Linked DNA regions of Mus musculus: region 1 is linked to region 2. A link is a contact called in ENCODE Hi-C or POLR2A ChIA-PET data. All regions are on one chromosome and are shown on one strand. The core of a region is the stretch at or near the end of the contact, and the rest is flanking DNA. Distances in the headings are between cores, read along the strand shown. Region 1 holds the start of Slc25a51 (solute carrier family 25, member 51). Region 2 holds the start of Dcaf10 (DDB1 and CUL4 associated factor 10).

Region 1 (3,598 bases), core at 854-3,353, 67 kb before region 2:
AATAACCTTTCCATTCTAATCTGAAATTAATTATTTATGCTTATGAACACACTGGATACCTGCCTGGTTTCTTTGCTTTTTGAATAATACATTTGAATAGAAATTCACAGAAGCCAAGGCAAACATAATTTTGAGGTAAATGCCCTTTCCCCAATTGTTGCCTGGTTGTTCTAAACCATGAGATCCAAAAACCTGTCCCTTGTGCTTATGACAGGGGAGGGAGGTTTGCACTAACAGGCCCACTATCTGGCATTTACTGTCTTATTCCCTCCCACTGTTGAGGTGACTTCCTTCTCTGGCCCATATTCCATCAGATCACCCTGAGGCCCAGTTCAAACACCTCTTACCCCATGAATCTGTCCCTGGTTCCTTATTGTGGGGCACTGGGCTCTGCACAGACAGGCTGGTCTCCAGTCGAGCTGAGGTCTGAACCCCGGTGGTCATAGGATAGGGAAACTCTGGCGGGGTGTGGGCCTTTTTTCCCTTTTCCCACTTCCCCCGGGCCCCGTTTTTTTGTTCCCACACCTTCTCAAGGGGAAAGCCTCTCATACTTCTGCTTTTGTAGGCTTTGGGTCCATCAGACTCTGACCTCCCTTGGAGGTACCTGCTGCACAGCTGGCACCTCCTCAGGGAGCCATGACTGTACGTGTGGCAGAGGACACTAGCAGTGTGGCCCAACCCAAAATCAGGAACTTATTTTAAGACTTGAGGGTTGGGTGCTGGAGAGGTTGCTTGGTCACTCAGTTAAGAACATACACTGTGCCGGGCCGTTGGTGGCGCACACCTTTAATCTCAGCACTCGGGAGGCAGAGGCAGGTGGATTTCTGAGTTCGAGGCCAGCCTGGTCTACAGAGTGAGTTCCAGGACAGCCAGGGCTATACAGAGAAACTCTGTCTCGAAAATAACCAAACCAAACAAACAAACAAACAAAAAAAGGGGCTGGGGACTTAGCTCAGTGGTAGAGCGCTTGCCTAGCAAGCACAAGGCCCTGGGTTCGGTCCTCAGCTCTGGAAAAAAAAAGAAAAAGAAAAAGAAAAAGAAAAAGAAAAGAACATATACTCTTCTTGAGTCTGGCACCCACATGGGACAGTTCACAGCCTTTAATAATTCCAGGATCAAGAAATCTGAAGCCCTATTCTGGCCTCTCTGGGTACTTATACACATGTGCTAACAGTAGAATAAATCTATTTTCTTTTAAAAAAGAAATGTTTTGTAATTTTTTTTCCTCTTAGGAACTCATTGACTGGATCTCTAGGCAAACTTCCTTAAAGGAGGCTTTGAAATACCAAGATTGACACTCCCGTTTGCTGACGCTAGAAGGCGTGGCCTAGGAGGCGTGGTTTCCGACAGCTTCAGAAACCTGTAAACACTAAGCAGGCTGGGTCACCCACCTGGAACGGTGTGTAATGGTGAGATAATCCCAGTCCTAAGAGGCAAGCTGGTCGCACATTCAGGAGTCTGCTGAAGAGCCTGCCCACGAAGGCTGACTTTGTCCTTTCTGTCCACTGACATTTATCGCCTGTGGTTCTGCAAATCAGAACCATTGTTCAAATGTCACAACATGGAGGAACCCACTCATGGAAGAGACGAATAACTTGCCAAAAGTCACTCAAGGGATGTCACGGCTATAATTCTGACCCGGCTCTCCTAACTCACAGCAGGGTTCTCCTTCCAAGACTCCACAAACTGTGTGTGCATCTAAGGAAAAAGAGGCTAGCTGTATGACCTCATGTACAACTCAGGTGTCCTGTGAAGTGCGGTGACAAAGAGCTCTCCACCAAGCTTTGAGATCGCCTCATCAGAAGCTTTCGCGCCTCCACGCACGCGCTATCTACAGCCCTGGATCTCAACAGACTACACGCTAAATGACGCGCTTGCTGTTTTGTGGAACAACGAGGCCACCGTATAACTTCAGCTTAAGTCAGGGGGGCGGGGAGACTAGCGGCACCCCCACAGCCTGGCAAAAGGTGCGACAAGAGTCAGTACCGGACCGGACGCAGTACAAGGCAGCTATAGCGCTACCCAGACCCTGAGCGAGGCAGGGCCCTGGTCACGTGGCTCGACGACGTCCCGCCCCGCCCCGCCCCGCCCCTGCCTGGGTCGGACCAGTCTGCGCCTGCGCGGGCGCGGGCTCGCTCGCCAGCCGTCCTGCGGGCTTGCGCCCCGGGCCGTGGGTGAGTCCTGGGTGGGGTGCGGTGGGGAGCGGAGGCCGCTGTGCTGCCCTAGCTTCGGGCCAGAGAGAAGGGAGGCTTGAAGCAGGGTCGCGGGCTGCCGAGCTCCAGGTCCTGCGCTCTCCACGCGTCCGGGTCCCGGCAGCTGCGGCCCGGCTCCGGCCGAGGGCCCTGTGGTGCTGCGGCGCGCTCCGGCAGGGAGGCGCCCACAGCTCGGGAGATGCAGGCCCCGGGGGATCGCGGTGGCCCGTGGTTCCCTTTGTCTGCCACCCGCGGGATCGCGGCGGCCCGTGGTATCCGGTGGTGCTGGCCATTCCGCCCAGCGCCTCTCCGTCCTCCCCGAGTGGGCAGATGGAAGCCTGGAGAATGCTCGTTCCGAGGCACCATGTTTCATCACGCAGGAAAGAGTCTAAGGCGGGCGGGTGGGTGGGCGGGCGTCAATTGTTCCCTTCTGTGCGGATTGTTGTAGCTAGCTTAGGTAGAGGATGGCAGCGCCTCGGCCATGTTTACGACTTTTAGCTTAACCTTTGTCTTGGCCCCTACAGGCTGCCCAGCTGGTCCTAGTGCCCACCTTCTGGTTGTCAGTTTTTACCTGTTGTCTATTGAGCAGAATGAATTGTGTGTGGAGTTACCGTACCAAAATGGATCTCCGGCGCCTTTGCTTTGAAAGGATTTGAAGACTCGGATCCAGGGCACATGAGAAACCAGAGTCGTCACCCTTAGCGTTTCTTAGGGCGACATGACACTTCTGACAAGAATTGACTCTAGTCTCCTTTGTCAGATAGAAGCTAAGATAATGGGTTTTTTTGTCACAGCTGTTGCTTTGCATTTGCAGTGGTAAAATCCTGCTGTAACTAGCACTTGAACCCTGCCTGACCCTGGTTTTGTATGCTGACTCAGACCTGCTGACTAGTGGGAATTCACGTCTTTTAAGAATTACAGTCACCCTTTGCCCTGTTTTTGGTCAAAGACCTTTGTACTAAGGTCATATCTGGCTTTTGCATATCCCTGTGGGCTGAAAGTTACATTGAGTATTTAGAATTTACACTGTGCTTACATCACAGAAGTTTGACCCTTATTGGATCAAAGTGGATTTTGCTCCCTTGTGTTAGGTTCGGTGCCTTACAGCAAACTAGAGCAGTCGTAGTAAATACATTTTATAGTAAGTTGCAAAAGATTATCATTTGGAAGTATTTAAATAGGAACCAGTTTATCAGAGTTAAGTTAGTGATCTGAGTGTTGTTATAAAACATGCCATGTTTTAAAGTTTATATATATATATTTGGGGAGGGAGGTTGGGGGGCTCTAATGTGCCAAGGCGCTTGAATGGAGGTCAGAGGACAACTTTCCAGAATTTTTCTCCCACCTCTCGATTGAGCTGATTGGCAGTTAGCTCCTTACTTGATGAGCCTTCTAAACTCTTATCA
Region 2 (3,372 bases), core at 211-2,710:
GTTTTCTCCCAGAAGTGTCAAACACTGCTGTATTTTAAATCTAATACTTGTTTAATCTTTATGTAAATACCCATGAAAGATTCCAAATAGAGCTGAGTCCTCATCATTATGATTTAACTTAGTCGCTTCCCCCCCTTCAAGCCTATTTTCTTCTCCTTTTAATATAGTTTACCGGTTGTTTTATAATGTTTTAATATATATGTAGTCTTGATATATTGTGATAAGAATGTTATTATGTCATCTTACCGTGGAGCCACAAGCAGTATTTTAAACTTGTTGTTAAACTTGTGCACTCACAAGACAGAGTACTACTAAATTTCCCTGGGGTAGTCTGAAAATTCCCTATGGCTTGAAGTAAACCAAGAGCAATCATCTTAGCAGTCTAAGCATGCAGTCTATCCCACAAAATGGCCCAAACCCTGAGAAGCGGATTTCTGCAGTCTTAGTGTCTTTCTAAAGCCTTCATTTGTCTCCTTCGTGGCAGGATCTGGCACACGGTCCAAAGAGTCTGCAAGTTTTCTACCTTTCACATAAATTCAGATCAGAACAAAGCCAACTGAGGATCACAGGAAAACGACGAGCATTTCTTTAAAGCCTATTTGTTTTGGTGTACCAGAACGCCCTAGTTGTGTACTGGCTCCGACTGACCTGAAGCGACGGCTTAAAAGTAGTTCTCTTTCCCCGAGCCTCCAGGACCCCGAAGGGAAGCACTGGGCCTGCCTATCCCAACAGGCCAGGCCAGGGCTCATAGGTGACAAAGTACCGGGGGGCACGAAGGCCAGCGGCTGCGGCCAGCCTGAGCGGAGGGAGCCCGCTGGGGTGTAGGAGCTTACCCGTCCGGAGAGTACTCGAGGTTGAAGACAGCACCGTGGGTGCGGGTGCTGAGGTACACCGAGTCTGCGGGATGGATGGACCCATACAGGTTAGTCATCGTGCGGAAATTGTCCCGAGCCGGGTCCACGAACAGCCCGCGACCGAGGCTTCGCTCTCTCAGCCACCCGAACAGTCTGGCCCCGGGGCCGCCCAGGCCTGCGCCGAGGCCCTGCCGGCTCCGCCCGCCCGCCCTCCAGTCCGGCCTCGAGCGTCTGCGCGGCGAGGAGGAGGGTGACAGCTTTGCCTGCGACGCCGACGCGGTGGCGGCGGACAACTCCAGAGCTCCGGGAGCCGCGAACTCTCCGGCGCGCTCGGCTGGGGACACCGCGGGGCCGCCCGGGAGGCGAGGGCTCCCGGCGACCGGCGGGGGAGAGGCCGCGTCAGCTCCTCGCTGCGGAGACGCCGGTCGCGGAGCTGGAGAGGGCGGTCTGGAAGCTGCCGCCGGCCCTCCGAGAGGCGGCGGCTCCTCGGCTCCAGCCGTCTCGTCCCCGCCCGGGCTGTGGGGCCCGAAGGGAAACATGACCAACGCCCCCGCCCCCTATTCCGGGCCGCTGTCCCGCCGCCCGACAACTCAGCGCTCCCGCTCCAGCCGCCACTTCCGGGTGTCGCGCCCTAAAGCCGCCGGCTGGGAAACCCGCGCCGCCGCTAGGCTGCCCTCTGCCGGGGACGTAAAAGCAGGGACACCACCGCCGGGTGCGCCACAACCTAGGAGGACTGTGAAGTCAGGATCCACGAGCCCTGTGTGTGCAATGTAGGGCACACAGAACCCGACTACAACCAGCAGAGAGTCGGCCCTCAGCTGTCAGGGAGCACTGGCTGGCTGTGTGCCGGACCAGTCCTACCAGACTGGGTCGGATTATCTACTGTTGTCCTTACACTGAAATGGAGCAGCAAGAGGGGCTGGGGGAGGGGACGGTGATTACTGTATTATATGTAGGTCACACAGTAAAGCTCTTGGCACACTGCCTACTTACTCAGCCTAGAACTCTATAAAGATTCAAGAGCAGTCGAATTTAAAAAGCATTGGACTGTACAGGGCCTAGACTAAAGGAATCTATTGATGTCATACATATCTGCCCAAATCTTGGTTGCTGCACAGTAAGGGAAATCTTTATCAGGGTTAGAGCCTTCTTCTCTTCCCCGCAAAAAGAACATACGTGCAGCTAGGAGTAAATGAGGGGAGCTAGAGATCAATCAATTCAAATCCACAAAGCCAGAGCCCACTGTCCGTCATACTCATACTACATCTGCCAAGCACTGCCCGGGCCTTGACGATATTCCCCTGTCTCCGCCCCTGCTGCCCCTGATGATATTCCCCTGTCTCCGCTCCTGCTGCCCCTGACGATATTCCTCTCTGCTCCAGCTGCTGAGTACCTCTTTTCAGGGAACTCATTAACAGGGAATAGAGGTTTCCAGTGCAGGGAAGTTTAGTCCTCAAAAAGGATAGCCCGAGGTAAAAGGAAAGGCAGATAGATAACAAACAAAACAAAATAAACCCCAACCAATTCTGTAGGTCTGTAGCGTTGTAGGGAGTTTACGTTTTAGTGACTGTGATATAAACCTGGAGGATGTGCCAACCCGTGAAGACAGACCTGGAAGATGTCTGCAGAAAGGGACTTAGATATTCAATGGTTGAACTTTAGACAGAAAATCAAGAAATCATCATTCGGTCTGAATTGGCTCCACATAATCAGATTTCACAGTGCAGGGCATTCCCCATGAAAAGCATACTAAGGTCCCAAAGGCATTGAAGAGCTGTTCACTGGGCTGAGGATGTGGTTCAGCGGTGGAACGTTTATCTAACGTGTGTGAAGCCCTAACTTCAACCCCTAGTACCGTAGAAAAGAAGAAGAAAAAACTAACCATGTTCACTGACAATTTAGAGAATCTAAGGAAAGAAAATTGGAATAAACAAGAGTTTATAAGTTTACATGTTCTCTGTTCATGTCATAATGACTCTCAAAAAGTTAAATTGTGAATAAGCTCAAGGCAATGGTGGTTATAGCACAGAATAAGTAAGTTAGTAATATGTGGTTTTAAAAATGCTTGTATTTAATATGTGAATATTCATTTATTCCAGATATTTTTACTGAAACCTAAAATAAGAGCATATTACATTAAAACTATGACCCTAGGGCTGGAGAGATGGCTCAGAGGTTAAGAGCACTGACTGCTCTTCCAGAGGACCAGGGTTCAATTCCCAACAACCACACGGTGGCTTCACAACCATCTATAATGGGATCTGATGCTCTCTTGTGGTGTGTGTCTGAAGACAGCGACAGTGTACTTGTATAAATAAAAATCAAACTTAAAAAAAAAAAAGACCATGATTCTATAATATCAGTAAAAATAAAACCTGAGAGAGCACTAAAAATCGCACTCAAATTCAGCTGTGCCTCTTCCTGTTGGCATGCTGCCTTTAGGGGCCAGAGAGATGGCTTAGCGGCTAAGAGCACTGACAGAGGACCTTTGAGAGTTTGTACACAGCAGGCGGTGGTG

Evidence for each region. A loop is a pair of places that touch in the nucleus more often than their neighbours do. ChIA-PET counts read pairs that join two places held with the same protein, here RNA polymerase II (POLR2A).
Region 1: a map of heart shows a loop between it and region 2 (9-fold over the local background). The contact joins the promoter of Slc25a51 here to the promoter of Dcaf10 in region 2. A Hi-C loop is called at or near these places in 12 of 37 maps with a recorded cell type or tissue (T-helper 17 cell, adrenal gland, gastrocnemius and 3 more). POLR2A ChIA-PET finds 5 or more read pairs at or near these places in 1 of 5 experiments (Patski).

What each region holds. Positions count from the first base shown.
Region 1 is chr4:45,407,271-45,410,868 of GRCm38, reverse strand. It overlaps Slc25a51 (solute carrier family 25, member 51), which reads left to right and starts at 2,103. Exons shown (of 3, transcript NM_001009949.3): 1 at 2,103-2,174. It overlaps Gm46852 (a long non-coding RNA gene), which reads right to left and starts at 1,479. Exons shown (of 3, transcript XR_001784277.2): 1 at 1,392-1,479.
Region 2 is chr4:45,340,189-45,343,560 of GRCm38, reverse strand. Dcaf10 (DDB1 and CUL4 associated factor 10) reads right to left here and starts at 1,460. Exons shown (of 7, transcript NM_153167.2): 1 at 834-1,460. The coding sequence starts at 1,393.